Regions from separate parts of the Mus musculus genome. Here region 1 is linked to region 2. Evidence: chromatin loops called from intact Hi-C (ENCODE). Cell type or tissue: heart. All regions are shown on one strand. Links, peaks and the distances in the headings refer to the core of each region. The heading gives the core; the rest is flanking DNA.

Region 1 (16,305 bases), core at 2,679-10,678, 64 kb before region 2:
GCCTAGCACCTGGAGGTTTGGGATTTGGTCCCCAGCACCAGAAATAAACAGTTAAAGAGGGGCAGTGTAAGATAATCGCAGCACTGGAAAGGGGGAGCTAGGGTAAGGAATTCAAGCCATTTTCTGATACTTGTAGGCCAGTCTGGGCTTCATAAGACCTTTTATTTTATTTTTTAAAAAAGGTTAATAACAAAATAAAATAGCAAAATGTACGGGTTTATTTAATGGACTCTGTCATCGTGTTGTAAATGAATCTGTGGGTAAATAGATGTATCGCCATCTTTAATAGCCCCAAAGCAAGGATGACAGTCCATCCTAGTATCTTTAGTTATCCTTTGGCAGGTTCATCCATGTGTTTTAATGTGGTTTTCAGCCCTTGTCACCCTCTCATCCCACACCCACTGAACCCCCTTTCCCTTCTATTTTCATATCTATACATTTTTTAAAATTATTATTATTGTGGATGTATGTGACACATCATGGGAGTGCCTGCTTGCTATATGGTACATGTGTAAGAGAGGACAACTTTGTGAAGTTGATCATCTCCTCCTCCTCCTCCTGTCTTCTTTCTTCTTGTGACAGAGTCTCTTTCTGTAGCCCTGACTGTCCTGGAACTTGCTTTGCAGAACAAGCTAGCTTTGAACTCACAGATCCTCTAGCCTCTGCCTACTGAGTTCTGGACTGAGCATGCGTGTGTACCCACTGAGTTTAACTTGGGTATTTATGGGTAGGGGTTTATTTATGGAGCATACACAATTTAATGGTGGATACACCAATGAGGAAAAACGAGTCCCCTGAACCAGCAGCCATTATTTACTTGTTTTCAAGAATAGGTGAGATTCTTTAATTCTTCGGAAATTTTTAGTGGAAACTTAGGTCCTCTGAAAGAGCAACCAATGATCTTAACCACCAAGACCTCCACTGAAAGCCTTGATTAAATTCCTAAAGCTATAGTTTTTATTTTATGACGTGTCTCTTAAACGATAGTCCCTTATCCTGGGTTTTTTGGTTTTTGGTTTTTGTTTTTTTTTTTTTTTTTTTTATCACTCTGGAACTAGCTGCTGGTCTATAGAAACCCATTTGTTTCTCTATTGATCTTGTTTCCTGTTGCCTTGCTAAGTCTGCCCTTACATGGTTCCATAGGACATTTTATGTATAAGATTATATCATCTTCAAATAGTTTGGACTTCATAGTCCAAATGCTTTTTATTTCTTTGTTTTGGTTTAGCTTTTGAAACAGTTTTTCTGTGTATCCCTGGCTGTCCTGGAACTAGATCTGTAGACCAGACTGGCCTTGAACGCACAGGAACTTGCCTGCCTCTGCCTCCCTGGTGCTGGGGCTGTCCCCACCCCCCAATGTAGTGATTTTTTTTTTTTAATTCTTCCCATTAACTTTGTTTCCCTGCCTGCTATCTCCAGTAAAGTACTCAATAGAAGTGGTAGAAGGGAGGTATACTTTCTGCATTCCTAAACTTTAGCCAAAGGATGGAGTTGTGATCTTTCCTTGTTTCTGGTTTTAAGAAAAAAGCTTTTAGTTTGTAGGATGTTGTTGTTTTGTTTTTAAAGACAGCATCTCAGACTTTAGCCCAGGCTGGCTGAAACTCACTATGTAGCCCAGGTGGTGGCCGCAAATCCCTGAGAGTCTTCCTGCCCCAGTCTCTCCCAGTGCTGGGATCGGGTGTAAGCTACCACTGCCCTGGTAGTCTTTGACAGTAACTGTAAAAAGTATTTTGGATTTGTTGATGGTGATGTCCTTTTTTTTTTTTTTTTTTCAGTTTAAGAAATTCCCTCTCAAACCCTGTGTGTGTGTGTGTGTGGAGGGGGGATTCCCTCTTTTTGTATTATTTTTTTTCAATCAATGGAAAGATGGTAGGTTTTTGCCAGGTTCATTTTCTGAACCTATCGAAATTATCCAGATGCTAAGCAGCTTTCCCTTTATTTCATAAATAGGACCAAAAAAAAAACCCAAAGATGTGGGAAATATGAATGCAAATTTAGTGTATGGTAGCTCTATCATTTTAAATCAGTGGGGAGGGGTAAAATGTTAATAAATATAGCTAGGTGTGGTGGCTAATGCCTGTAATACCAGCAGTTATGAGACTAAGGTAGAAAGGATTGGGTTTCAAGGCTAACCTGGGCTACAGAGTGAGACCCTGTCTCAAAAATAAGAATTTCATGAACTGACTTGGGGTTCATTTGCTGGTGTCTGACTCTAGGAGCCACATATAGACAGAAGACAATGTCTGGGAGCTTCTACTTCGTAATTGTTGGCCACCATGATAATCCGGTTTTTGAAATGGAATTTTTGCCAGCTGGGAAAGCAGAATCTAAAGATGAACACCGTCATCTGAACCAGTTCATAGCTCATGCTGCTCTGGACCTCGTCGACGAAAACATGTGGCTCTCCAACAACATGTACTTAAAAACTGTGGACAAATTCAATGAGTGGTTCGTCTCGGCGTTCGTCACGGCTGGGCACATGCGGCTCATCATGCTGCATGACGTGAGGCACGAGGATGGCATCAAGAACTTCTTCACTGACGTCTACGACTTATACATCAAATTTGCCATGAATCCCTTTTATGAACCCAATTCTCCTATTCGATCGAGTGCATTCGAAAGAAAAGTTCAGTTTCTTGGGAAGAAACATCTTTTAAACTAAATGCAGAAAAACTTCAGAATCACAGTGGGGTGTGCTCAGCAGTGGATGTATTGTAAATTACTTGATAAAGTAGCCTAGCAAACTCTTTATGTCTCAGCTTACCTGTATATCATGAAATTTCTCTTCTATTTAAAAATCTCATCTTTTCATGTTATCACTACTAGTAGTTACCTGTGAACAATTATCACTAATTTAATATTTTATTTCAAAATCAATAAGCCTATAACTTTTTGATTAAGAGAATTAAAAAATCTTAGATTCCTTTTATGTGTATGAATGCTTTTCCTGCATACATGTTCTTACCATCTTCATGACTAAGGGATCAGAGAGGGCATGGGATCCCCAGGAATTGGGCCTACTGATGGTTAGGAAGTCCCCGTGTGGGTGTTGCCAATCAAACCTGCAAGAACAACTGTCAAACCAGTAAAGCCCCCTCTCCAGCCCCTTCCTGAGATGAAGTTATAATGTAAAGGTTCAGAAACTAATGCTGGGGTGGCTCTGTGGTTAAGAGCATGTTCTGTTCTTCCAGAGCACCCACATCAGGCAGGTTACAACCATCTGCTCTGCACTAGGTGCGTTGCGATGCAGACACACACCAGTATACATAGTTAAAGGTAAGCCCAGCACTCAGGCACACAATGAGTTCCAGGACATTCAGAGGTATGTAGAAAGACCCTGTCCTGCCTCCCCCCTCCACCCCGACGCCCCCATCCCCAGAAAGCAAGCTAGGTTTGAGAGTACATGACTTTAATCCCAACACTTCAGATGCAGAGGCAGGTGGATTTCTGTTCATTCAAGACCAGCGTGGCTACATAGTTCCAGACCAGTCAGGGCTATATAATGAGATCCTGTCTCAAAAAACCATAAGGGCTGGAGAGATTGCTCAGTGGTTAAGAGCACTGACTGCTCTTCCAGAGGTCCTGAATTCAATTCCCAGCAACCACATGGTGGCTCACAACCATCTAATGAATCTGGTACCCTCTTCTGCTGTGTCTGAAGAGAACGACAGTGTACTCATATACATAAACAAATCTTTTTTAAAAGATTAAAAGAAAACACCAGAATACAGACAGACAGACAGACAGACAGGTAGATAGGTAGATAGATAGAGCTGAAGAGATGGCTCAGTGGTTAGGAGCACTTGTTGCTTTATAAGAGGACCTGGTTTTGAGTCCCAACACCTGCATGATGGTTCATAACCATCTATAACTTCAGTTCCAGATCCGAGATCCTTTTCTGGACTCCTGGGCCACCAGACATATACATACATGCCAACAGATGCTCATGCATGTAAACATTGAGCATAATTTACTGGGCTTCGGCACATACCTTTAACAGCACTTATTTGGAAGGCAGAGGTAGGTAGATCTCTACAAGGTGAGTCCAGCCTGGTCTACAGAGCAAGCACTGGGACTCCCAAGGCTACACAAAAAAACCCTGTCTTGAGAAAATTTTAAAGGAAAAGAAATTTTTTGAAAAAGACTGGAGCCAGCATGATGGCACATGCCTTTAATCCCAGCACTCCGGAGGCAGAGCCAGGCAGATCTGTGAGGTCAAAGCCAGCCTGGTCTACAGAGTTCCACAATAGCCAGAGCAACAAAGAGAAACTGTCTGCAAAAAACAAAGTCTTGTACTTTGGTACAAGACTCAGCTCAGTGGTCGAATACTTGCCTACTATTCGTGCATGAGACCCCAGCTTCTGTCCCCTAATACTGCAAAAAAAGTTTTTTTCTAATGAAAAGCATCCTTTTTTACAGTATATACTGTTTTGGTGGTATAGTGTATTCTTTCTTGTGACAAGTGAAAACTATTGAACATTTTTTTGTTTTGTTTTGTTTTTCGAGACAGGGTTTCTCTGTATAGCCCTGGCTGTCCTGGAACTCACTTTGTAGACCAGGCTGGCCTCGAACTCAGAAATCCGCCTGCCTCTGCTTCTCTCCCAGAGGACCCACATTTTTCCTAGCACCTACAAGGAGGCTGGGATTAAAGGCGTGTGTCACCATGCCCGGCTTCTTGCTTTGTGTGTTTTGTTTTTTTTAAAGATTTATTTATTTATTTATTATATGTAAGTATACTGTAGCTGTCTTCAGACCCTCCAGAAGAGGGAGTCAGATCTCATTACGGATGGTTGTGAGCCACCATGTGGTTGCTGGGATTTGAACTTCGGACCTTCGGAAGAGCAGTCAGGTGCTCTTACCCACTGAGCCATCTCACCAGCCCTCTTGCTTTGTTTTTAAGAGAGTTTCTTATAGAATAGTTTTTTCATGATAGGTATCCAGCTTCTCACCCACTATTGAACATGTTTAAGAGGAAACCAGAGAAAGGATAAATACTTGACAATATGATTTGACAAACTAGGTCTAGAGCAGGCAGGGCAGTGCCTGGTAGTTCCAGCTTCTTGAGAGACAGGGTAGCAGAGATGTTTGAATTTAAGACTAGCCTGAAAAAAAAAAAAAAAAAAAAAAAAAAGACTAGCCTGGGCAACACAGTGAGACCTCAGCATCATTCAAAACATTTTAACTTCATTTCCTTTTCCATTATGGTCATTACTTTTTATGCATGTGGTGTTTTGTCTGCATGTATATCTATGTACCATGTGTATGCCTGGTCCCCACTGAGGCCAAAAGAGCATCAGATCCATGGGACTGGATCAAACAATTGTGAGCCTCCTTGTAGGTGCTAGGAAAAATGTGGGTCCTCTGGGAGAGAAGCTAGTGCTCTTAATTCTTAGCCATCTTCTAGCCCATGGATCCGTTCATGAATAACAGAGTATAAAATAAATTGCATAAAAATATCATCACACCTGGGTGGTGGTGATGCACGCCTTTGATTCCAGCACTCAGGAGGCAGAGACAGGTAGATCTCTGAGTTGACGGTCAGCCTAGTCTACAGAGAGTTCCAGGATAGCCAGGGCTACACAGAGAAACAGAGCTATGACAACCAAATGTTAACACATGTATATCCCCTTCCCAGAAACAAAGCTAAGATTTGGTGATGGAGAGCCTTCAAGCAAGAAAGAGACTGAGTAGATTCCATAGCCACTCTGCCTCCCTAGTCAAAAGGCCTGGACCACTCGGTCTGCATAAGTACACCACAAAAATTTATCAAGAAATAAAACACAAAGCACTCAGGAGGCAGAGGCAGGCAGATTTCTGAGTTCGAGGCCAGCCTGGTCTACAAAGTGAGTTCCAGGACAGCCAGGGCTATACAGAGAAACCCTGTCTCAAAAAACAAAAAAAAAAAAACAAAACAAAAAAACAAAAAGAAAGAAAGAAAGAAAGAAAGAAAGAAAGAAAGAAAGAAAGAAAGAAAGAAAGAAAGAAAGAAAGAAAACACAAAAAGCAGGCAGACCTGAGCACCCACTGTGGCCCTTCCTGACCCACGAGTCACCTGACCAGTCACTGAACTGACCTCTGCTCTTCAGGCACACTGTGGGGATCATATACCTGCCTTGCTAGATGACCACAGCAGTTACATGAGGTGTCCAGTTAACCTAACCGTCAGGGTGCCAGGTCCCCACACAGGCGCTCGCGGTCAGGTCGAGGCAGCTCCTTCCCATCTCTGACTGCATGCTCATCACATCCGAGACCTGTCTTGTTGTTACTTGCATGCAATGCAGTCAGGACTCTCGCTGGCTGAGACTCCTGTGGAACATGAAAGGGCAGGATTCTAGTGCTAACGATGTCTGCCTGGGCTCTGTGAACACAAATATTGCCTTCTAGAGAACTATGCATTATGGGACTCAAGGATACAACACAAAATACAGTCAAAAGCAAGAGGCAGAGGATGTGGACATCCCAGCTTTGCTGCTACAGAAACTGTACTTTGCAATCAACTTGCTGCTAAGTGTTTTCCTGCAGGGGGCGCTGTCCACTCATTGACCCACAACTGACTTGCTGGGAGCTGGGAAGTCTTCACAGCCAAATGCTGACAAGTTCTTTGCTGTGTCTACTTATTAAATTGTTGGCTTGGCCATAAGCAGTCTCAGACGGATTAAGCAAACAACACTGTTCTTTAAAATTATGAAAGTGCATGTCTCCTGCTGCACACCTATAATCACTCGAGAAATTTACCACCGCAGCACGTCTACCGCAAGGCTGAGAAGCTAAGCTGCTCTGGCTGTCCAGGTTCCCGCCAGCTTCAGAAAAGGTCCTGCTGGGTCCTGGGTCTTTCCTCTGCGGTAGAGAGCTTGCCTCAAAGGCGTAAAGGCCTGGGTTAGATTTCCCAGCACCAAAACGAAAGCAAAAGAAGTAATGGATTCGAATTTCTATTAACAACCTCCCCTTATCAGTGGGGACTGTGTTCTAACTCCTGCCCGCTGCCCCCTAGGAGATTCCTTTATTGTTTTCTCACTAATTTTGTGGGAGTATGTGTGTGTGCGTGCATGTTCATGTATGTGCAGAAGCTGGAGTGCTCCTTGGGCATCACCCACCTTTTGTTTTTGTTTTGTTTTTGTTTGTTTGTTTTGTTTTTCAAGACAGGGTTTCTCTGTGTAGCCCTGGCTGTCCTGGAACTCACTCTGTAGACCAGGCTGGCCTTGAACTCAGAAATCTGCCTGCCTCTGCCTCCCTCTGGGATTAAAGGCGTGCGCCACCACGCCCGGCATCACCCACCTTTTTTTAAATTATGCTGTGTTATACTGCCTACGAGTAAACACTTGGTAGAGTTGGCTCTCTTCTTCCACTATGTGAGTTCCTGGGATTAAACTCAGGTAGTCAGACTAGCAGCAGCCACTTTTACTCAACAAACCATCATGCTTTTGTCTTATAAAGGGTTCTTGTTTTATAACCCTGTTTCAACATCTCGGATTGGGGGGTTTCAGTCATGAACATACTTGGCTCCCCCAGCAGGTTCCTGAAACCACGGATAGTGCTTAATAGTACTAAGCGCCACATAGACTTGTTTCTCTCCTGTTCAGCTAGGATACTTCTAAGTTATAAACTAGACACACTAGTTAGGTTAACAGCAGGGCTAGGGAGTGCAGTGCAGTTGGTAGAGAGCCTGCCTAGCATTCATCCAAGTCGATCCAACAGACTAGGTGTGGTGGCACTAGTCTGTGTGTAATCCTAGCACTTGGGAAACAGAAGGATGGAGGGTCAAAATGGCCATCCTCAGCTACACAGAGAATGTAAGGACAGCCTGGTATACAGGAGACCCTATCTCAAAGTGGGGAGTATAAAGAAAGAAGAGAATGGGAGTGGAGTGTGGGGTGCTAATGGTAACTGATTAAAATAATAATAAGCAAAGATAACAATATGGCTTCTGTGCAGCTTTGAAGAAGAATCTCCAAAACAAGGTTGCTATGAGTTCTAACGGAAAGGTCTCTCGTTCCTGGCTGGAGTGGAGACTCAAGGCCTGGGCTCTACCCTGGCCCTGGGGTCAGAAGTGTAACAGACCTTCCCTATAGGAAAGAAGTGGATCAGATGGCCTCTAGGAATCCATGCTCCTGTGATTCTTGGAGTTAAGCCTGTGCAAGGGAGAGAGGAGCAGACACAGAGCCTGGAGGCAGGTGGCCCCTGGAGGCAGCTGCAGTGAAAGAACTGTCAAGACGCGGAAAGGAAGCGAGAGGGAGGCCCTGAACTCACCTCAGGCGGTTTTACATTTTTCTGTATTTCTGTGTTGATTTCTCTATTGAATTGGGCCTCTTGCAGGTTAGACAAGCACTTAGCCACCCAGAATGTTTTGTTTGTTTTCTGGGTGATCTTGGAACTTAACATTCTCCTACCTCATCCGGTCCTGGGATGACAGATATGTGCCCCACACCTGCCTGATGTGGTGTTGATCTTTCTTTCCTTGTTTGCTTTCTTCCCTTTGATTTCCTTCACTATTATTTGCAAGAGTAGTTTAAAAGACATTTTTTGGAGGTTTTGATTTATCTGTCTGAGGGTTCTGCCTGAATGCATGTCTGTGGACCACCTGTGTGCAGTGCCCTCAGAGAAACCGAGGATTCCCAGAAGCTGGAGCTGCAGGTGGCTGTGAGCTGCCATGTGGATGCTTGAATTTGAATCTGGGTCTTCGTGTCACAGTGAGTGTGAGGAGGTCAGAAGAGAGCTTGCAGGAACCGGTGCTATCACATGGGTTCTGGGCTTGAAGGTATGTTGTCAGACCTGGAGGCAAACACTTTACCCCAGGGAGACATCTCAGCAGCCCAATTTTTTTTTTTTTTTTTTTTTTTTTTGGTTTTTCGAGACAGAGTTTCTCTGTATAGTCTTGGCATCTTGGCTGTCCTGGAACTCACTTTGTAGACCAGGATGGCCTCGAACTTGGAAATCTGCCTGCCTCTGCCTCCCAAGTGCTGGGATTAAAGGCGTGCACCACCACGCCCGGCTCAGCAGCCCAATTTTAACAGATTTTAACAGTACCCAGTACCACTGGGGAGATGGGTGCACCATTTCTGTCTCATTGCATCCCCAGACCTTCTCCTACCCGGCTTCCAGGAGATGAACATTTTTGTTTTCCCATAACTTCCCAACTTCATGTTCCTTGTCACAACAGACCCAATGCCACAGAGCCACACAACCACAGACCAAAGTCTATGAAACCATGAGCCCAAGAAAACCTTTCCTCCTCATACCTTGATTCTCTCAGGTATTCTGTCATAGCAACAGAAAACTGACTTAACTCATAGAGAGAACAGAAAGACAAGGAGACCAGACCCAGGGGACATTCAGAGGAGCCATGCAGTGCTCCCTGAACTAGGAGAGAATGAGAAAGGTACATAAGGAGAGAAAGTGATGGTGAGGCGCCATGGCCTGAGGTCTAGAATGTCTACCTGGGGACTCTGAGTCCAACCAGGTCAAAACATATCCCCTCCCAGACAAAGACAGGAGATGTCTGTGGGCTCAAGGTTAGTTTCATCTTCATAGTGAGTTCCAGAACAGCCAAAGCTAGAGAGAGAGAGACTCTGTCTCAAGAAACAAAACCAAACAAACGAAAAACCCAGTCTGCCCCATCGGTAGCTTTTTTTGTTTTGTTTTGTTTGTTTGTTTGTTTGTTTGTTTCGAGACAGGGTTTCTCTGTGTAGCCCTGGCTGTCCTGGAACTCACTTTATAGACCAGGCTGGCATCAAACTCAGAAATCCACCTGCCTCTGCCTCCCATAGGTAGCTTTAAAGTGGTCAGATTAGAGCTGTGTACTGGGTTAATGAGGGCTGGTGGCAAGTGAGAAAAGCTGCTCAGGATTGACCAACCTGGGAGCGGCCAGACACTTGGAAATGTGTTGCAGTAGTTCAAATGGACCAGAGACAAGAATGGGGCAAAAGGAGGAGACATGGGGCCTGGGTAAAGTTGTCAGGTATCTTGGTTACCTTTCTATTGCTGTGGTGAGACAACATGACCAAGGCATCTTAGGAAACAAAGCGTTAATTGGGCTTACGGTTCCAGAAGGTTAGAGTCTACAGTGGCAGAGCAAAGGCATGGTGACAGGTGGCTGAAGCAACAGCTGAGAGCTCACATCTCCATCCACTAGCAGGAGGCAGAGAAAGGCACAATGGGAATGGCATGAATCTTTTGAAATGTCTAAACTTGTCCCCAACTGCCTCCAACAGGGCCACACTTTCTAATCCTCCCCACACAGCAGAAAGAGTAGTTAATCACATGAGTTTATGGTGGTGGCGGGGGGAGGGGGACATTCTTGTTCAAATTACCACACCCTGCAAAATGCAGAACTGCCGTGTGTGTGTGTGTGTGTGTGTGTGTATGTGTGTGTGTGTGTGTGTGTGTGTGTGTGTGTGTTTATATTTGTGGTTTGCATAGGAAATATTCCCCCACAGTTTTGGGAGACTTGAGGAAGTAGGGCCAAGCTGGAAGAAGTGGAAGAGAGACAGCTTTACGTCTTTATGGCCCAACTCTACCTAATCTGCAATCTCACTACTTCCTAGCCTAGCTACCTGATAGGTACCACGGGTGTCACTGCCCTAAACACAGGCTTTCCCTGCAGTGGACTGTACTCTCTCAAACCATGAGCCCCAACACTTACTTTCTCTGAGCTGTTTCTGTTTAGATATCATGTCACAGCAATAAGAAACGTAATAATAGGCTGGGCGGTGGTGGCGCACGCCTTTAATCCCAGCAATAGGCAGAGGCAGGTGGATTTCTGAGTTTGAGGCCAGCCTGGTCTACAAAGTGAGTTCCAGGACAGCCAGGGCTATACAGAGAAACCCTGTCTCAAAAAACAAAAAAAAAAAAAAAAAAAAAACAAAAACAAAAACCAAAAACAAAAACCAAAAAACCAAAAAACCAACCTTCAACCAGGCTGATTTAAAAAATAATGGACTGCTGGGCAGTGATGGTGCACACCTTTAATCCCAACACTTGAAAGTCAGAGGCAGGCGGATCTCTGTGAGTTTGAGGTCAGCCTAGTCTACAGAACCAGTTCCAGGACAGCCAGGGCTACACAGAGAAACCATGTCTGTAGATAGATAGATAGATAGATAGATAGATAGATAGATAGATAGATAGATAGATAGATAAGAAAAAACGTGCCAGAATATGGAGATGGAGAGATTGCTGAGTGGTTCTAGGAGTGATTGCTGCTCATGTATGAGACCAAGGTTCAGATTCCAGTACTTACATATGAAGCTGGGGATAATCCCATACATGCCTAAAACCCCAGCACTTAGCAGGGAGAGAGGAGGATCCTTGGTTCTCACTGGCTGCCAGCCTAGCTAAAACCAGATGAGCTCCCCATTGCTGGAGAGACCCTAACTCAAAAGAGTAAGGCTGGAAGAGGTAGAGGATACTTGACACTCTTCTCTGGCCCTCACACATGCACAGGACGGCTTCCACACACACACCATACACAGCATACACATACACCATGCACACGTGAGTCTGAGCACACACATGCACATAGAGTAATGACTTGACAGAGGACATTTCAAGATAACATTCAGGCTGTAGTATGGTTACTTCTCCCTGTGTTTAGTGAAATTTATAGTGAGAAATCAGAGAGGAGAAGAAAGATGTGAAAATGTAATTTGATGAGGAAATGTTAAAGCACATGTTAAAGCTGTAGACAGAGGAGACAAGAGCTGTGGTTATTAAAGAAATTAGCACAATTAAGGAGAAGCCTCCAATTTGTATTGGGCCTATAGTTGAGAAGGTGCCTTGAGGGCAGGACCCCACCCACAGACAGCTCCAGAATATAACAGTGAAGAGTCATTTGAAAAGTGCTTTAACAAAGAGAGCCTCCAGGGCATTTTGCCAAGCACGGCCACTTTGAGAAATGTTTCCCTGAGTTGAGTTAGGAGAGTACTCTGAGGTCTAAGCAACCAGGCTACACCTGAGCTGACAGCAGAACACAGTGTTATCTATATGGTTATTGTTGTTCTGCAGAAATGCATAATGCAAAACAGTAAGGAAGTACACTGGTGGTGGTAGTGCCCGAATTTATTCGCTCAATACTGGGGAAGCAGAGGCAAGTGGATCTCTGTGAGTTTAAGTCTAGCCCAAATATACATATATATATACATCATATACATCTACATCTACATCTACATATACATATACATATGTGCATATATATATTTAAAGTTATATATGTGTGTTATATATGTATATGTGTGTGTGTGTGTGTGTGTGTGTGTGTGTGTGTGTGTTCCAGAGATGAATTAAGGGATCCTAAAGACTTATGAAGAGAATTCAGAAAGCTACTGAGACCAGGCAATCGGCATCAGGACCTGGTTTCTCTCCGTGGAGTTTCTGAGTGCACTGTACATAGAGTGAAGGTATGGCTTAAGCTGTCATGGAGACCCCAGGGAGCAGAAGATGCCAGCTACAGCTACAGAGGTGAACTGCAGGTATCACATGGAGATGGACCAAGAGAGAGTCCAAGTGTGCCACAGACAACAGGACTACGGACAGACGGGGCTTGGGCTACTTGAGTTCAGTTCCCAGCACCCACATCTGACAGCTCAGAACCACCTGTCACTCCTGGCTCCAGAGGATCTGGGTCCTCTTCCAGTCTCAGCAGGTACCTGCACTCATGTACCCACACACAGAAAAATAATTAAAAATAAAGTGAAAAGTTTAAAACAATAATAAAAAAGAAAAATGTACAAATGTACAGAGTGTTGCTGTCCTGTTTGGTTTTTTTTTTTTTTTTTGGTTTTTCGAAACAGGGTTTCTCTCTATAGCCCTGGCTGTCCTAGAACTTACTTTGTAGACCAGGCTGGCCTCGAACTCAGAAATCTGCCTGCCTCTGACTCCCGAGTGCTAGGATTAAAGGCGTGTGCCACCATGCCTGGCTTGTCCTATTCTTTTTATCTTTGAGACATGGTCTCATATAGCCCAGGCTGGCTCTTAACTCCTGATTCTTCTGCCTTCCCCTCCCAAGTGCCAAGATTATAGGTATATACTACTACACCCAGGTGGCATTTTGTTATTGTTTGTATATGTGTGTATGTATGTATGTATGTATGTATGTATGGATGGATGGATGGATTCCTTTGAGACTGGGCTTCTCTGTGTAACAGCCCTGGCTGTCCTGTGAATGAAAACAAGAAGTAAAAAAGGAAAGGCCATGACTGCCCCTAGGTATGGAAGAGGAGAAGGTTTACTGTAGATAAAAGGGAGAGCAGAACCAGAGACAGAGACATCTGGGGGAGGCCAGAGTGGATGTGACCCTGAGTCATGTGAAGAGAGAAGGGAGGGGAAGGGGGGGGGGACCAAGTCCAGCATCCAAGAGGGTGAAAGGTTAAAAAAAAAAAAAAAGAGATGGGGGCAGGTAACCAAAATGGCTGGATTATTCAGGAAGAGCCTCTAGGGGCAAGGCAGTCCAGTTCCTGGGCTGGAGAATTCAGGGCAGAGTGTGGGGTATGCCAGCCATACCTGTAACAGGGACTGAGGGATGCTGGGAGAACCTGGAGGCCAGGTCTGCTTTAATATGTGAAATATGCACCTTAGCCCCTTGTCTGTCCGGGGTCTGAAACCAAATAGTGTCCACCAGGACTGGAGTTACAGGTGGCTGTCAGCTGCCATTTGAGTGCTGGGAACTGAAGCCTCTGAAAGAGCAGTCAGTGCTGTCATCCAATGAGGTGTCTCTCCAACCCCTGTCCCAGGGGATCCCATGTCCTCTTCCGGCCTCTTTGAACACTGCACATGTGTGGTATCTGGACATTCATGTAGGCAGAACACCCATACACATAAAATAAAAAATAAAATTCAAAAATAAATCCTATGGTATTCATTTGTATTACTTGATGGCAAGGATTGTTGTTGTCTTGTTCTCATAGATTAGAAATGTGTTTACAATCTCCGTCTCACGCCATCACTAATGTAATAGTAACTTCCAGGTTTACACCCACACGGGCTGACTGTAACTCCTGGGAAGGGAAGCAGCAGCCCCTGGAGTGTACAGACAGCTACGCTTGCCAGCTGCTTCCGGACAACTGTGCTTTGTGAGAGTAACAGTGTTAGAGTTCCTTTTCTTTTTTAATTCCAAGCCACACATGATGGTGGCACAGGACCCTAACCCCAGTGCTTGGAAGGCTACGGCAGGTCGATTGCTAGCCTGGGCTACAAACCAAAAAACTCTACCAAAGAGAAGACTTGAGGGAAGGCAATGAGGGAAGGGACGAGGGAAGGTTGAGGAGGCTATAGCACGAGTGGTATGGAGGCAGAGGATTTGCTCGGTGTGCAGGAAGCTCTGGTTCAATTCCCAGCACTACAGGAATCTGGACATGGAGACACAACTTTACAATTTCAGGAAAGGCCTGGGAGCCAGAAGGAGAATCAGATGTTTCAAGTTATTCTCAGCAACATATCAAATTTGAGCAAATTTGAGGCCAGCCAGAGTGGCAGGGGTGGGGGGTACAGGAGGAATGAGGCGGGAGGAGGAACGGGGAGGGGGTGAGGAAGGGGGAGGAGGTAGTGAGAGAGATGGGTGGGGAAGGAGAGATTCCAAAGATATGATGCAGGTTCCTGAAGCTACAGGTGCCCTGGAGGCTTTTGCCAACTGGAAAGAAATAACGTGATGAAGAAGCCAAGCTCACTTCTGGTGGTTTTGCTTGGCTGGAGACAAAACTGGGATAAACTACCCCACAGCCCACACCCCCACCGCCTGGCCTGGAGCAGACCCAAAGCCTACAGTGCAGGAGTGTAAGGGAACTGAATAACAGCCGTCTCCTTCCCTGGTGCCAGTGGAGGCCTTGAGTCATCCAGGTGCCCTGGCGCGCAGCAGGCCCTGAGTATAAATTAAAATGATCAGTTAAGCCCTCAGGAGCCCGGAGGAAGCAACACAACATTTTCTTTAGAGTCAGGCCTAGTGGAGAAGACTTACCATGTGCGGAGGCAGCGGAGTGGAAAACTCAAGGCTTGCCTGAGTTATGGGCTACCGCATAAGTTCAAGGCCAGCCTGGGTAAGAGCCTGTCTCAAAAGGAAAAGTTCTAAAAGAGAACTAGACATGTGTGGTGGCTCAGAACTGTAATTCCAGTATCCAGGAGTCAGGAGCAGAAAAACGGCTGCAGGTCTGAAACTAGCCTGCCTCCATAGCAAGTTCCAGGGCAAACAGGGCTACATAGCAGTACCTTAGCTTAAAAACAAAGATGGCTCAGTGGTTAAAAGCACTGACTGCTCTTCTAGAGGTCCTGAGCTCAAATCCCAGCACCCATATGGTGGTTTACAACCATACATAATGGGATCTGATTCTCTCTTGGTGTGGGTGAAGACAGAACACACATATAAAACAAAACAAACAAACAAAAACGAACAAAAGAACCTACAAAACAAAAACTGGGAGCTGAGAGGACAGCTTAGCTGGAACAATGCTTTTTAATTAATTTAACTAATAAATAACTAATTTGTGTGTAAAACAAATAAAAACAGAAGTGGCAGCCGGGCATAGCCACTCTTCCCTGGGAGGGCCTCCCACTCTGGAAAGTTCCTTCTCAAGTTTGTTTCATAAATGTGCATTTGCGGGGGCTGGTGAGATGGCTCAGCAGGTAAGAGCACTCGACTGTTCTTCCAAAGGTCCTGAGTACAAATCCCAGCAACCACATGGTGGCTCACAACCACCCATAATGAGATCTGACTCCCTCTTCTGGTGCATCTGAAGATAGCTACAGTGTACTTACATATATAAATAAATCTTTTTTTTAAAAAATGTGCATTTGCTCTGCTAAAAGGGGAAAGGAAAAAGAATCCAGGCATGGCAGGGAGGGGCTAAGCTGATAAAAACAATTGGTGAGCTCCAGAGTTACTGAGAGACTCTGTCTCAAAAAAACAAGGTGAAGGCCAACTGAGGAAGCCACCAATGTTCACCTCTGGCTGCTTCATTGGCATATGCACCTGTCACACACACACATATTCACACATACACATATATACACACATACTCACACACATACATACACACATATACGTGTACACGCACATACTCAGACACATATACACATACACATTCACATACTCACACATACAAACACACATATACACGTGTACGCACATACTCACACACATGTACACATACACATGCACACATACTCACACATACACATGTACACATATACACACATATACACATACACATGCACACACACATACATACACATACACACATACACTTAATTTTTACAAAAGACATAGCAGAGAGATGGCTCAATGGTTTAGAGCACTTTTCCTCTTACAGAGGGCCCAGGTTTGGT
Region 2 (16,305 bases), core at 5,047-13,046:
TATCTCACAGGCAGCGCCTGCTGGAGCTCAACAGCTCGCTGGAGTTCAAGCTGCACCGGCTGCACTTTATCCGCCTCCTAGCTGGGGGCCCCGAGAAGCAGCTGGAGGCCCTCAGCTATGCTCGGCACTTCCAGCCTTTTGCTAGGCTACACCAGAGAGGTAAGTGCCCAGGGTGCTGGGGGCTAGGGCTAGGCTCCAGCCTGTGTTTGGACATGTTGGGTGGCCTGTCTTTGTACCCACAGATAGTCTCTTACCAGAAAGATGCCTCCCCACAGTTTAGAAACTTTTGACTCTTTTGCCTCTAAAGTGAAGTCCAAAGCAAAGGCACAGCTGAGGCAGGAGGTCAGCTTTAGTGTATGTTAGTCATACTAGTGTAGGCTAGCGTGGCAATGGCAAGGAGTTAGACCATAAGGTGAGATACAATTATTACCTATACAGTGGCCTACCTGCATGCATGCCTGCAGAAGAGCAATAGACATTAGGATAGATGGTCATGGGCCACCATGTGGTTGCTGGGAATTGAACTTAGGACCTCTGGAAGAGTGACCAGTGCTCTGAACTCCTGAGCCATCTTTCCAGCCTACAATATTTAAAAAAATAAAAATTATAAAACCAATCAGTGATACTATTTGTGTGTGTGTGTGTGTGTGTGTGTGTGTGTGTGTGTGTGTGTGTGTGAGAGAGAGAGAGAGAGAGAGAGAGAGAGAGAGAGAGAGAGAGAGAGAGAGGGAGGGAGATGCACCAGGGGTTCCAACCTCACTTTATCAACACTGCTTTACCACTGACTGACAACTGTTTTCAAGGTCAGCTTTATATAGAGACCAGGCTCAAAAAAACGTGGGGGAGAGTGACTGGAGACCTTCTGTGCCAAGCAGAGCCATGCTTGTGATGTAGTCAGAAGGCCAGAGCCCAGGAACAGCCGCCTTCCCACCTGCCTCCATGTTCCCAACAGCCTGTAGATGCCCTCCTCTGCACATTAGAGGGCTTGGCAGCTCTGTGGCTCCTTGAGGAATGGCCCAGAGCTCTGCCTTCCCTCAACTGTCATCCCATTGTCTTGTAGAGATCCAGGTGATGATGGGCAGTCTGGTGTACCTGCGGCTGGGCTTGGAGAAGTCACCCTACTGCCACCTCTTAGACAACAGCCACTGGGCGGAGATCTGTGAGACCTTTACTCGGGATGCATGCTCCCTCCTGGGACTTTCAGTGGAGTCCCCACTTAGTGTCAGGTACATCCCAGCCTCCTGAGGTCAGCATAAGGGGACAGGCAGGGAGGGCAACAAGTGTGCTGATCCTTCCCTGTGCTTCCACAGACCTAAGCTGGCTCACCATCTTTCCTTGAGATAGACACTGCTTGTCTTTACAGTCAGGGCCCATCTTGCCTGCACGGTTCCCTTGGGAAACTACACTACTCAGTCATCCAGCCACCCTCTCACAACCTCCCTAAGACAGCATTCCCCTGCATGAAGAGTGCTGAGTCACTGCTTCATCTCTGCACTGCAGTGGTCTCTCCTCACTTCACAGCAAGCCCAAGCTAGACTCCCTTACCCCAGCTTAGCAGATAAGGTGGAGCTTTGCCATGAGCTAACTTGTAGGCTCTTAAAGGAACAAAGAGCACCTAGATTGGCCCCAGAAAGTGACTTCACCGTAGGGGACAGCTGTCAGTGTAGAGAACAGGCTGTACTTGCCTATATTGTTGCTGTGGAGTCAGGTCACCACAGCCCCTAGGCAGGCATTGGGCAGAGCTATACTGTACTCACAACCCAAGGTTCCAGCCAGTGGGCTCCCTGCTACCCAGTCAACTCATAGATGTCTTTGCTGGCACTCTTACTTTGTACCACAGTAATAGAGTTGGCTAAACAGGCAGACTCTGGCTCTTTCAACTGAACACTGTCCCCCCAAACCGGGGGGTGGGGGGCTTTCCACAGGAACACTTCATATGCGGATTTCTTTACTAGAACTTTTCAAATTTGGGGGTATACCAGAGCAAATAAGAGAGTTCAACATACCTATCTATGTACATTGCTAGTGGCTTTTTAGGAGCAGCGGAGATGACTCAGGGTTAACAGTGCTTGTTCTTGCTCAGGGCCTGAGTTTGGCTCCCAGCACCCACATGGAAACTCTCTTATTAGCTAGCTCCAGGAGAGCCGACACTCCACAGCCATGCATGTGGTCCACACACATACATAAGCACTTTTGTATTCTCAAGGGCCAATCTGACTTTATCCCACTTGAAAATTTTTGTCCCCAGTCCTATCTGGGACCGTGTGCTGGGCCTGTGTGTGATCCCAGCTGCGTCAGTCTCTGCTCTGTTCCTCAGCTTCGCGTCTGGCTGTGTGGCGCTGCCCGTGCTGATGAACATTAAAGCTGTGATCGAACAGAGGCAGTGCACTGGGGTGTGGAGTCACAAGGATGAGTTGCCGGTAAGAGCAGGCTGCTGGGGAGGTACCCCAAGAAGCAGGTGCTGGGCACACGGCTCAGACAAGAACTTAACTCAGCCTCTGCTGCCCCCAGATTGAGATAGAGCTGGGCATGAAGTGCTGGTACCACTCAGTGTTTGCATGCCCTATCCTGCGACAGCAGACCTCAGATTCCAACCCCCCCATCAAGCTCATCTGTGGCCACGTCATCTCCAGAGATGCACTCAACAAACTCATCAATGGAGGAAAGTAAGTTGCCCTGCCTGTTTCCATCCTGGCCTGGCTTTCCTGGCCAGCCCTGAGACGCTCTTGCCTTTGCCTTTCCTTGCAGGCTAAAGTGTCCCTACTGTCCCATGGAACAGAATCCAGCAGATGGGAAACGCATCATATTCTGATTCCAAGGAACATTCTAGAAGGTGTAATCCACCCATGGGCCTTTGTGGAGGGACTGGCTTCAGCAGACTGTGATGCCTCTCAGACCAGCATTACCAAGAGACCCAACCTGCCTAGGCAGAGGCCAGGGAAGGCTGTGAACCAGCAGCCTATGCTTCCTTACCTTCTAGGGGGACTGGCTACTCTGTTCCTGCATTCTGTTTACACTTGCCCCTGACGGAGCAGCAAAGGTCTTGGTCATCAAATGCAGACATCTTTCTACTCCTGGCATCAAAGGGGTTTCCAGCTGTGGCCCACTTCCTACTGTACAGTCTCAACTGTATCTACCCATTCATTCTCCACTGTAAATAACCCGTTAGAACTGAATGCTGTTTTATAACTTTGAGCAAATATATTCATAGCCCTTCTCCTTACCAATGATTGCATGGTCTTGTGTGTATATATATGCGTATCACTCTTGGAGGTGTGTGAAGTGGGGTTTGGGCCTTGATGCCTCATCTCCTCACCCCAACTGTCCTAGAGTGGGAAATGAAGACGGGTGGGCTGTAGAGCCAGTGCAGAACATTTGCCAGGTACACCCTTGAGGCTCTGTGCTGAAAGGCTGCTTTTGCTCCTCCTGCCAACTTCAAGAACACCCACACACTTGCCACGTTTTCGCCTTAGCATTTACTTCTATCCCACATTCTTGGAACTGTCTTCATCAAAGCTCAGGAGGAGATGGCAGAGATGCAGGCTCCACCTCCAACACTGCTGGAGCTGCCTGGGAAGACTCACACAGCAAGAAATCGGGGAGATGCTGTTAGGGTGGGCAGCTGCCTGCAGCCAGCCAGATCTCTTGGAAAGGGGCTGGGTTGCAGCCCAAGTCTCTCACAGAGGTGTAGGCAGTGCCTGCACCTCCTCCAGGCACTTGTCGTAGGTCTCCTGATATTCTTCATGGGGCTTCACCATGATCACACAAGTGGGACGCTTGGAGCCTGTGGCTGCACCCAAGTCCTACACAGGAGAGAAGAGAGCTGCTGGGAACAGGAGTCACAGCCCTAACCTGGCACGCAGCCATGTCCCGTTGGTAAACATTACATTTAAAAATACTTCAGTTGTTTGCCATCATGTACACTAAGCTCTCAAGCCATGGTCCTCCAAGCCAATACTGAATATTCCCACATGGCCTATGAGGGTATCCCTGTAGGCAGGGCAGTACCTCTGTTATATAAAGTCTCTGACACCCTTCACACATGTTCAAATATTCACCTCTGTTATATAAGTCTCTGACACCCTTTACACGTGTTCAAATATTCTTAGCATACAGACGATCCCCATCTTACAGGAAGGAAGCCTGCCAGCCATGTGCTATGTACTTTAGTCCTAGCTGAGATGCCATCTCAAAAAGAAAAACAAGCCACCCAGACCTAAGAATTCCAACACCTGAGATAATTCCTCAAACAGCCTCCCTAGGGCCAAGATGGGAATGGGGCAGGGTGGGCATGCGCTTCTCACCGTCTTAGAGGGGATGTAGACGTAGGGCAAGTTCTGGTCCTCGCACAGAACTGGAAGATGGCAGTACACCTCAATCGGCAATGTATCTCCTGCCAAAACCATGATCCTGCAACAAGAGAAGGCACCATCAGTTCTCCTTTGCTCCGTCTCTTTCCCTTTCAGTTCTAAGAGCTATCTCCAGCCTGGCTGTGAGGGCAGAGTCCAAGAAAATGCCCCACCCCAACCAAGGACCCCCACACTAGCCTTCAACTTCTGAAAGGAGTACAAAGTCATGTTTGGCAAATGCATTCCTCTGGGGACATGGTCTCTACTTGACAGCATGTAAATGCCACCGAATGTGACTAGAGGTGAAGTGCTGGGACAGATGAGGTACAGGAGAAATACCACGAAATAGGAACTCGGCTCTCCTTAGAGTCAGTTATGTTCCAACCAGGAGATGACCCTTGAACAGAGACTTGAGTGCCATGATGATTCCAGAATGGCAGGTGTGGGGACAGAATAAGGCCAAGGGTGGTACTGAAGGGCTGGTTGCCTTCTGCAATAGATAACTAGTGTGTGTGTGTGTGGTGGGGGGGGGGTGTCAGAGAACAAAGCTGAGAGGACTGGCAGGGATCACACCTAAGTGTTTGAGTAACACACAGACTCTGTCCCAAGAGAAAGCTTGCCAGGGCCCTCAACCATGGCTGAGAGCTGTCAGTGTACCAGACCCAGAAGTCCTGAAGATCTGCCCGGTGTAAGGGTGGTAGACATCTGTTTGCATACTCCGTTCCCTTTGGCACAAGGCTGGTCCTTTCCACTTGTTCCTTTGCTGTCCTTCTTTGTGGTCCCTTTCTCCTTGCCTTCCTGACCTATCATGGTGCCAGGGGCCACCTGAAGCTACCAGCCCCCATCTGCCCTACCAAAACATCTGCCTGTAGAATAGCTAAGCAGAGCATGTCCAAGGCATTTTCCATGTCAACTCAGGACGCCTCAGAGGGTAAAGACACTCACTGCCAAGCCTGGCCACCTGAGTTCAATCCCAGGGGCCTGAATGGCAGAAGAGAATCAGCTCTCCAAGTTGTCCGCTGGTGTTCACATGGGTACCAGATGCACATGTGTCCATACACATGCAAGTAGGCACCCACACGTAATAAAAGGTATCTAAAAACCACACTTCAGATGTTTTCACACAAACCTGGCTTTCCTCCACTGTCTGTCTGCAGTCACACACTACAGCCCAAACTAGCATGCAAAGTCATTATATGTCACCGTCTCTCAAATCCCTCAGCTGTAGCTCCTGCCCATCACCTGCCTTGGGCCATAACAGCTTACTAAGTCTGACTTGCCTCTCCTAATTCTTCCCTCGATGTCACGCCTCAGCTTGCACTCTGTTCTGAGAACACTAAACCTACCTTAGAAAGCCCACGAGGGGGAAAAAGAAAACAACAACAACAACAACAACAAACAAAACCGGGCATGGTGGGGCACGCCTTTAATTCCAACACTCCGGAGGCAGAGGCAGGCGGATTTCTGAGTTTGAGGCCAGCCTGGTCTACAAAATGAGTTCCAGGACAGACAGGGCTACACAGAGAAATCCTGTCTCAAAAAAAAAAAAAAAAGAAAGCCCAGGAGGGCTGGAGAGCCGGCATACGGGGATGCATAGCCATTTCTGGGGGTGCATGGCCATTTCTAACTCCAGTCCAAGGAGACCTTACACCTTGCCTTCTGGTTGCCAAGGGCACCAGTGATGCACCAACATATACACGCAGGCAAAACAGTCATACACTTAAAAGGAGTAACCACTTACATTGTGTAAGTGCCACTACACTGCCCTGTCCAAGAGCCTACTCTTCTCAGGATTCCACCCCCTCACCCCAAATAAACCTTCATTCATTCATTCTCTTCCTTTGTTGTTTTGAGACAGGGTCTCTATACATAGTCATGGCTGAAAACTTAAGAGATCTGCCTCTGATGGGATTAAAGGCCTATCACTGGCTTATCATTTTCTCCTTTTGGGAGTTTTGTTTGTTTTGAGACCTGTCCATAGACCACGACGGCCTTGAACTAGCTATACTTCGGAAGCTAGCCCGCATTCTCCCCTGCCCTACTTGGGAAAATGTCTCTCTACATATAGCACGTTGCCTAGAGCCTGAAAAAGTTGTGCCGTTCTACAGAGTGAATGATCAGGACTCTAGTTTACACGGGCTGGATTCCTATTCTCTTCCCTGTCATTTACTGGGAGTTCCATTTACTGGTAGTGAAGGGAGTTGACTGCTAGACTGGTTGGTCAACTTCACCTTTATTGAGTAGGTGGAATTTCTTCTTAACCAGTTAATAAGCCAAACTTAGTGCCGTAGTACTTGTGTACCGTGCACAAGGCCCTAGGTTCAATCCCCGGCACTGGAATATAAAAATAAAAACCACACAAAACTTAAAAACCAGAGGAAGCCGGGTTCTTACCCTTTCTCGCCCTTGTTGACAAATTTCTGAACCTCCTTCACCCCGCGACGAATCTGCTTCTGCTTCACAGCTACAAAGAGAGAGAAGCGTGAGCCGACACCTCGCTCACGAGGCTCGACCCCGGGCCGCCCAAGTCACCGGTCCCGGACCGCGATCGCCACGCGCCCGCCTCACCCTTCTTGATGCACTTGTAGAGCTTGCGCGTCAGGCGGCGGGAAGCCAGGGGCTGCGCGATGGGGTTCAGATTGACCAGCAGCTCTTTGTACGTGCGCTCCTCGCTGCAGCCCTCCGCCTGCGCCTCGGACTCTTCGGGAGCGGCCTTTACTTTGGTCATCTTAGCAACTACAACTCCGTCCCGGCATAGAGGAACCACGCGGCCGCCGCCTCCGACATCACTTCCGGGTTTTCAAGTGGCTCTACCCTGTGACCAATTGGGAAACTAAATATTCTACACCGACCAATCTCTAAGTAGATCTCTAGGGGCGGGATTTTGGATATGGGGGCGGAGTTAAAGGTCAATCTAAGCACGGGATTTGGATTTTCACCGCGGGAATCCCAGGGAGGCCGAATTTAGAACCGGGTTTCCAGAGGGAAAGGGGCGGGGCCTGGGGCCGAGAGGTGGGGCCCAAAGGGAAAGAGGCGGAGCCCAAAGGGAAAGAGGCGGGGCCCGGAGAGATTGAAGAGCGGGTGGAAGGAAAATACACAACGGGATTGTGTCCCCTGAGCTCCTTGTGACCTGCCTTGTGACCTGCTGCTGCTGGTTAGGTAAAGCCTGGCGCACCTGAAAGTTTTTTCATATTTTCTTTTCCCCCTCCTAGATCCTGTTGCACAAACTATAAACCGCACACCTTTGATCCCAGCAGTGGGGAGGCAGGGGCAGGTGGATCAGGTCAGCCTGGTCTACATAGTGACTTCCGCTGGGCAGTAAGGTCAGCCTGGTCTACATAGTGACTTCCGCTGGGCAGTAGTGGTGCATACCTTTACTCTCAGCATTTGGGAGGCAGAGGCAGGAGGAACTCTGAATTCAAGGCTAGCCTGTTCTACAGATCGAGTTTCAGGACAGCCAGGATTACACAGAAACAGTCTCCAAAAAAAAAAAAAAAAAAAACCGCAAAGAAAAAAGAAAAAAAAGAGGCCGGGCAGTGGTGGCGCATGCCTTTAATCCCAGCACTTGGGAGGCAAAGGCAGGTGGATTTATGAGTTCAAAGCCAGCCTGGTCTACAGAGTGAGTTCCAGGACAGCCAGGGCTATACAGAGAAACCCTGTCTTGAATAAAAACCAAAAAACAAAAACCAACCCCCCCCAAACAAACAAAAAAACACAAACAAACAAACAAAAAAACCCACTCCAGTTCCAGGGGATCTGAAATGTCTAATCTGCAAGGGCCTCAGGAGTGCATGTGCTGCACAGATGTGCTTTCAGGCAACACACTCACACACAGGAAATAAATCAATCAAAAGTTCTTAAATGTTAAAAGCAAATCTGAAAAACCAGAAAGGTAGGAAGGAAGGTGACATGTGCTGGATGAAGAGTCCAGCTAGCTAATGAGAACCCTGGAGCAACAGGAAACGGGGACCTCAGCTCTGTGACGTAGAGGGACTGAAGCTGGTAAGGGTGAATATGAAGGAGGATCCTGAGTGCCAGATGCCAAAAATCAGGCCCACATTTAGATCTGTGTTTTGTGAAGGACACAGAACTTACCTATCCCTGATTGACAACTATGAGACCTGTGAGATAGTTGAGTATGATTTCCAGCCACTAAAAGCCATCACTTGGACAGCAGCAAGAGGACCAGGATATGTCAGATTGGGATACATTCTCTGAATTGCCAAGAAAGACAGAACCAGGGAAGGCTGTTGGAGGAAGGAGCACTGGGTAGCCTAGTAAAGATTGAAATCATCTCTCTTTTTTAGGTTGTAGGGAGGCCTGGATGTGTCTCAGTAAGCGATTACTAAATGGTGGGGAAATCAAGTATTTAAACAGCAAATGCTTAATATTTGCCAGCTGATTTGAATCTGAGGGAGACCTAGTTTAGAGAGACAGAGAGGGTGACTTCTGAGACTCACCTGTCTTCTGATGTTAGGTCTGCACATACCCATACATTATGACAGGGGTTAGGAGGATACCTATATATTATGACAGGGGAGAAAGGTGGCTCCTCCACTGCCCAAGCTTTGATGGTCCCAGCCTTCCATCTTCCCCAGAACTTTCGAGGTGGTGGTGGAGGAGGAGGAGGTCTGGCAGCTTCTGTCCTAATCTACTACCTTTGTTATATCGCCACCTTCTGGAAAGCCCTGAAGTTACCGCTAGCTGTGGCTGGCATCTCCCTGTTTGCAGGGTGGACTCAATCAACGGTGGGTTTTGTTTTCTGTGTGGCATTAGTTACCTGAGGCCCACCTTAATCCAAAAGTACTAAATAGAAATTCCATAGATATATGGTTAAGAAGGTTTAAATATGACAGAAGCCATTTAGAAAAGGCAAGCAAGGGCTGGCGAGATGGCTCAGTGGTTAAGAGCTCCGACTGCTCTTCCGAAGGTCCCGAGTTCAGATCCCAGCAACCACATGGTGGCTCACAACCATCCGTAACAAAATCTGATGCCCTCTTCTGAAGTATCTGAGGACAGCTACAGTGTACTTACATATAATAAATAAATAAATCAAAAAGAAAAGGCAAGCAAATGAGTTTCCTGGAGATGGCTCACCATTCTGCACGGCTGAGATGGCCAGAGAGGCACAGCCCCAGTTGCTTCTTGCTGCCGATATGACTTTTCTGTCACTATTACATCGCTTAATGATTCCTGGGTATTAGCCCACCCTTTTGCTCAAATTTCCTACAGATCAACATGAAGGTGAACTTTCATGAATTAATGCTATTTAGAGGAATTAATGACTTTATAGAGTTGTTGATTTGATTCAAATCATTTTAGGAAGAAAGTTTAAGGAGATGGCTTTAATTGTTTTGCCAGAAAGGTGTAATAAAGTTAGAATCAAGAGTAAAATGTGAAGCCGGGCGTGGTGGCACACGCCTTTAATCCCAGCTCTCAGGAGGCAGAGGCAGGTGGATTTCTGAGTTCAAGGCCAGCCTGGTCTACAGAGTGAGTTCCAGGACAGCCAGAGGTATACAGAGAAACACTGTCTCAAAAAACCAAAATGCCCCCTCCTCATTGAGTAGTAAGTAAAGGCTGCATAATAAGGAATACAGTGAGCTTGCATAAGTTTCACTAAGAAGAGAAATATAGGCTTGGGTCAGATTTCTGATCAAGGAAAAACACTGATTATAGGTCAGGTCCAAGGATGAAGCCACAGGGGTGCACTATGATAAAGCAAGACCATGTGACACTGTTGCTTTAAACTCATAATGAGCTTATGGAATGAAGCACTGCTTTGAACTATCGACATCCTTCTGTAACTCCCCTTTTATGTAACATTTCATCTTTGAGGTAATTTTATAAAGAACTTTTGTCTAAGGAGGTATAAATTGCCAGAGAGAAGGAATAAACTGTGGTTTGAGGGGCTCTGCTTCCTCCACCAAATGTATATATGTATATATGTATATATGTCTGTCTATATGTCTGTATAATATGTATATGTGTATTGTATACATATGTTTGTAGGTATATGTGAACAGACACCATGATCAAGACAACTCTTTTTTTTTTTTTTAATGGTTTTCGAGATAGGGTTTCTCTGTGTAGCCCTGGCTGTCCTGGAACTCACTTTGTAGGCCAGGCTGGCCTCGAACTCAGAAATCCGCCTGCCTCTGCCTCCCGAGTGCTGGGATTAAAGGCGTGCGCCACCATGCCCCGCAGTAAATCTTTAGAAAAAAAAAAAATTAAGATGGGGTTGAGCTGGGTCAGTAGGCTGCTTGCTTGCATGGACAAAGCTCTGGGTTCAAGTCCCAGAAAAAAAAAAAAAAAAACAAAGCTGGATATGGTGACTTGCACCTGTAATCCTAAAACAGGAGGATCTGGCTTCATTCTTGGCCACATAAGAAGGTGGTAAAGTAACAGTGTTTTATTTTGCTGGGTAAACCAGGTCCCGCCTTCCTAGTAGAGAAGCAGTCTGACTAGTTCCCCAGAAGGGTGTAGACACAGAAAGAGGCTTCAGTCAGCCTCCAGAATTCAAGAAGCAGGAGATAGGGTCTGGCAGTTTTCTTGGGTTGACTGGAGACTGAGCGTCCACTGACCGACACCCCAAATCTCCCCACTTTCTTGCACCCTGTCCCTGCCACTTGTTGTGCTTGGGAGCGCTGGCTTGCTCGGTGACTGTGCAGAGGTGAGCAAACCCGCTTTGGTTTTCCCTCCGCTGTGCAGGGAGGAGGGACAGACAGTAGGTTGTCCTCTCCCCGCCTCTTCCGGTTTCTGGGCTGGGTGGTGGAAGGGCGGAACTGGTGTTGTTCCTGGACTCTGGCTTTCACGCCGCTAAGGGACGAGGACCCAGAAGCCTCGAGGGTATGATCAGAGCAAAAAGACTGCTCTGGTGCAGCTGGGGGGGACAACGGCCAGGGAGGCTGCTGTCTTTACTTATTTGGCCTCCCTTTTGTCCCCTTTGCTGAGTTTACCAAAGAGAAGGTTGGACTTTATTTTTGAAACGGAGTATCTCTTTCTCTTTTAAAGATTTATGTTTGTCAGGCCCAGAGGAACTCCAATTCTCCAAACTCTAAAAGGCAAAAGGCAGTCCGAATATTCAGGAATGAGCTCAACCTGCGGATTCCTGGCAGTTAGATAAAAGCAAGCATTCGTCAAGAACTTGTGAAACCGGTTCTCATTTGCCAAAAAGGAATCATTTCCTTTACGTGTGCCAGAAGGGTCAGAAGGCTGCATGGGAGAGCACATGTTGTGCAGGCTGGCCTTCAGACTCCCTTGGTATCACAAGCACTTGTTACATTTCAAAGTACACTGTAGCTGTCTTCAGACATACCAGAAGAGGCCATTAGATCCCATTACAGGTGGTTTTGAGCCACCGTGTGGTTGCTGGGAACTGAACTCAGGACCTCTGGAAGAGCAGTAGCAGTCTCTTCGAGAGAATTTGTGCTCTTAACCACGGAGCTATTTCCTTTAGCCCAAGAAATGAATCATCTCTTTTACTCTTCTGTAGTTACAAGAAGCTGGCATCAGGGGACTAGGAGACACCTTGGCGCTGGGTGGCAAGGCATCCAGGGGTGCTCCAGCTGGGGTATCGTGGTTGGTTTCCTCCCTTCCTTTCGCCTTCCCTGCCCTCTGCGCTGGGGATGGCTAGCCTGCCCCAGTCCGTCCCTCCGCTGTGTGGTTCCTGCCCCAGTCTGCCTGTACCCTCTGCATCAGTGTGTAGAGTTGGGGTCCTTAGTTATATGCAGAGTTCTGGCTAACTCGCTCTCCTTGAAGACTCATTCCCTCCTTTCTATGCCTCCCCTGGAACTGCCACTCTAGTTGTGTGTGCTGACTTCCGGTTTGTGCTGTCTGAACCCCATGCCAGGACATGAAAGCCCCTGTTTCCCTGCAGTCCCACACTGATCCATCCCTGTGTGTCCCTTGGAGAACAATGGTCTCTTTTCTCAGCTTGGAGCCTTTGCTCCAGCGGTTTCCTCTCCCTGCATCCCTCCCTTCTTATTTGTCATGGTTTAGATGACTTCTTCAGAATGCTGCCTGGGTCTCTCCTCCTATTGGAAGCATTGGTAAGGACCCATTTGCTTGGTTTCTGCTTTTTCCTCAAAATGCCTCATTCTCTCTGGTGGCCTGTCATGGCATTACATAAGACAGGCGCTTGGAGCCATGCGTTAAAGGCTGACAGATTGGAAACTTTCTTTTAGTTTCTTTGCTTGCTTGTTTATCTTGTGGCGTGTATACACATATTCAAGTGAGCACACGCATGTTGGACCCAGCGGTCAGCCCCGGATGTCCTCCACCGCTTTCCACCCCACTGTTTCAGCTAGACTGGCTGGATAACAAGCCCTAAGAGTTTCCTTTCTCTGCCCTATTTGCAAGCATGTACAGCTGTGCCTGGCTTTTTTGTTTTGTTTTTGTTTGTAAGATTTATTTTTGTTTTTTGTTCTTTTCGAGACAGGGTTTCTCTGTGTAGCCTTGGCTGTCCTGGAACTCACTCTGTAGACCAGGCTGGCCTCAAACTCAGAAATCCGCCTGTCTCTGCCTCCCGAGTGCTGGGATTAAAGGCGAGCACCACCACGCCCGGCGTAAGATTTGTTTTTATGTGCATTTGGTGTTCTCCCTGCATGTATGTCTGAGTGAAAGTGTCTGATCTTTTGGGACTGGAGTTATAGACAGCTCTGAGCTGCCGTGTGGTTGCTGGGAATTGAGCTCCGGTCCTCTGGAAGAACAGCTAGTACTCTTAACCACTGAGCCATCTCTCCAGCCCCTTGTGCCTGGCTTTTATGTAGAGATCTGTTTTGGTTTTGTTTTGTTTTCAAAACAGAGTCTTACTGTTTTGAAACCCGGGCTAATCTAGAACTTGCTATTTAGCCCAGGTTGGTCTCAGAACTCAGAGTGATCTGCCTCTTGCCTTGGCTGCCTTATGCAGTTGCCCAAGAGATCTGAATGTAGGCCCTCACACTTACACAGTAAACATTGGCCCACTGAACCATCTCCCCAGTTTCAACCCCCCTTTACTGAAAGCCCACTGTGAACCCTGAAAACCCAGAAGGGGTTTCCTTCTTCATGGTCCCCTGCACTAATGGGAGGAAGTGATAGGGAAGATACACAGTATCCTCCATGTGTCTTAGGCAGGTCTCAAACTGGACTTGTAGCAGAGGGTGCTCTTGAACTTCTGATCCTCTGGCCTCCCTCTCTAGAGTGCTAGGATTAAAGACCTGCTCACTTGTGTAGTGCTGGGGATTGAACCCAAGGCTTTACATAAGCGAGGTGCCTTCTGTCCCAGCTGAGCTACATCTCCAGCCCAAGGTCCTTAGCATACTCTGAGGGCCACAGTTTAATCCTCAGTAGAAGGAGAAAGTAGGTGGGTGAAATACTCTGTGGTATAGAGAAGCAATCTAGCTCTAGTGCGTTCTGGGAAAGAAACAGATGAAAGCTGGAGTGGCGAGTGGCTATGAGCTATGGTGGCTCAGACATGTTGGGCTTCATAAGGCAGGTAGCATGGTCACTTAGAAAAGAGACCCATCCTCAGAGGCACATACACGATGTGTTCATCCAGCTCCTACTGAGTCTAACCTGGGTGGAAAGCAACACAAGTCACAGAACAGGGGATCCTGGCCACAGGGATCACCAATGTTTGGAGGCCTTAGCTAACTGTCTCCTTATTGTCACTTCAAGTCAGGGTGAGAATGCTGGGAAGCCAGCAGTCAGGAGTCTTCACGCAGAGTATTGACGAGACAATCTCTTCACAAAGACTCCTCTGGATGGAGCTTGGTGTGTGTGTGAGTGTGTGTGTGTGTGTGTGTGTGTGTGTGTGTGAGTGTGTGTGTAAGTGTGTGAGTGAGTGTGTGTGTGTGAGTGTGAGTGTGTGTGTGTGTGAGTGTGTGTGTGAGTGTGTGTGAGAGAGTGTGTGAGTGTGTGTGAGTGTGTGTGTGAGTGTGTGTGAGTGTGTGTGTGAGTGTGTGTGTGAGTGTGTGTGTATGTGAGTGTGTGTGTGTGTGAGTGTGTGTGTGAGTGTGTGTGAGTGTGAGTGTGTGTGAGTGTGTAAGTGTGTAAGTGTGTGTGTGAGTGTGTGTGAGTGTGTGTGTGTGTGAGTGTGTGTGTGTGTGTGAGTGTGTGTGTGTGTGTGAGTGTGTGTGTGTGCTTGTTGAGGGGCAGGGGATCCCAAATGAGTAGGCACAGTGCAGTACATATTATTGTAGCACAGAGACTGAAGAATTACTGTCAGTGGAATCAACTTGTAGATTAACTCAAAACAAGCAGAGAGAAGGTGAGAAAAATTAATAAATTCATGGGCTGGGGATATTGTTAGTATGTAGGGGCCCTGCACACATTTCTAGCTCTGCATACATTTCCACCCTGGCATACACTGGTGTTGTCTGTTATACTAGCACTTAGGAAGTGGAGGCAGGAAGATCAGGAGTTAATAGTTATTCTGACCCTAAATAAAAAGTTGAGACTGGCCTAGGTTATATGTGACTTTGTCTGGGGGGTGGGAGTGACTAGAGAACCTACCTGAAGCTACAGCCTTGAGCACGCTAGGCAAGTGCTTTACTCCTGAGCGACTCACCCAGATCTAGGCTGGAGACTGTACAGATTACATACATATATTGCTGAATAGCATGAATCCTAAGATCCTTCTAGGGGTTGTCGGGGTGCCTGGCTGAATCAACTTGAGTTATCTGGGCTGGAGAGATGGCTCAGTGATTAGAAGTACATACTGCCTGCCAAGTGGGTAACTGCCTGTAACCTCAGCTTCTCAAAACACAAATCAAAAGATCATTTTATGTGTATGAATGCGTGTTGCATTCATACCTGGTGCTACCAGAGGGCGGAAGAGAGCAGCAGATTCCTTGGAATTAGATGTTTTAAAGCCACTAGGTAGATGCTGGCAACCAAATCCAGGTCCTCTGTAAGAGCAGCAAGTGCTTTTAACTGATAAGCTCTCTCTCTAGCTCCCTAAGGATAAACCTGAAGTCAGCTATGGTGGCACAAACCTTTTGTCCCAGAACCAGGGAGGCAAAGGCTTATACCTTTGAGACTATCCTGGTCTACATAGCAAGTCCCAGGCCACCCAGGAATACATAGAGAGTCCCACCACCACCCTGCAAAAATCTTTCCATCTCCCTCTTGTTTTCAAGACGGAGTTTTTCCTGTGTAGCCCTGGCTCTCCTGGAACTCACTCTGTAGACCAGGCTGGCCTTGAACTCAGAAATCAGCCTACCTCTGCCTCTGAAGTGCTGGGATTAAAGGCGTGCGCTACCACGCCCAGCTTATTTTTTTATTTATTTATATTTACATATATACAGAAATATGTACATATATTGAGAAATATATATGTACATACATAGAAATATATGTACATATTTCTATACATATTATATATATATATATATATATATATATATATATATATACACTATATATACACTATATACACTATATATATATATATTTCTATTGGGAGCTGAGGAGATGGTTCAATGATTACTGGCATTTGTTGTTCTTCCAGAAGACCCAAGTTCACTGCCCAGCACCCGTATGGTGACTAACAACCATCTGTTTCAGCAGTTCGGACACCTTTCGCTGCACACACTAACATGTAAGCAAAACAAGTCATGTGTAGATAAAATAAAAAAAGTCTTAAAAAGTTTAATTTTCCATTGTTTTAAATTATGTTTATGTGAGTATGTACAGAATTTAAGCCCTCAGAGGTTAGATGCTTAGGATCCCTTAGAGCTGGTGTTAAATATAGTTATCAGCCACAAAATGTGGGTGCTGGGAACCAACCAAGTCCTCTGGAACAGCAGCAAGTACTCTCATCCCCGGAGCCATCTCTCATGCTCTACAAAACATGCTTTTTAGGGACCAATAATTGCAGTGTCCATTTTTTTTAAAGATTTATTTATTTATTATATGTAAGTACACTGTAGCTGTCTTCAGACACACCAGAAGAGGGAGTCAGATCTTGTTACGG

The links. A loop is a pair of places that touch in the nucleus more often than their neighbours do. Peaks named below come from ENCODE experiments on the same cell type or tissue, not always from the same donor. Only the 100,000 strongest peaks of a DNase experiment are listed, where the experiment ranks them.
Region 1: a loop joins it to region 2, with 9 times the contacts of the local background. A loop is called at or near these places in 41 of 42 quality-filtered maps.

The regions. Positions count from the first base shown.
Region 1 is chr11:51,672,004-51,688,308 of GRCm38, reverse strand. It overlaps 0610009B22Rik (RIKEN cDNA 0610009B22 gene), which reads left to right. Exons shown (of 2, transcript NM_025319.2): 2 at 2,217-2,924. The coding sequence starts at 2,240. The coding sequence ends at 2,662. Among named protein-coding and RNA genes, the nearest start is that of 0610009B22Rik, 8.5 kb to the left of the region's middle. In heart, for the core only: a CTCF peak has its summit at 6,518 (motif pointing right); a DNase peak (open chromatin) is centred at 6,548; H3K4me3 peaks cover 504 bases.
Region 2 is chr11:51,610,590-51,626,894 of GRCm38, reverse strand. It overlaps Nhp2 (NHP2 ribonucleoprotein), which reads right to left and starts at 7,122. Exons shown (of 4, transcript NM_026631.4): 1 at 6,918-7,122; 2 at 6,744-6,813; 3 at 4,305-4,410; 4 at 3,177-3,803. The coding sequence starts at 7,077. The coding sequence ends at 3,678. Rmnd5b (required for meiotic nuclear division 5 homolog B) reads left to right here. Exons shown (of 10, transcript NM_025346.1): 6 at 1-159; 7 at 1,061-1,226; 8 at 2,318-2,420; 9 at 2,512-2,666; 10 at 2,749-3,222. The coding sequence ends at 2,812. In heart, for the core only: CTCF peaks have their summits at 7,192, 9,032 (motif pointing left) and 11,069; DNase peaks (open chromatin) are centred at 7,244, 8,984 and 11,104; H3K4me3 peaks cover 3,310 bases; H3K27ac peaks cover 3,079 bases.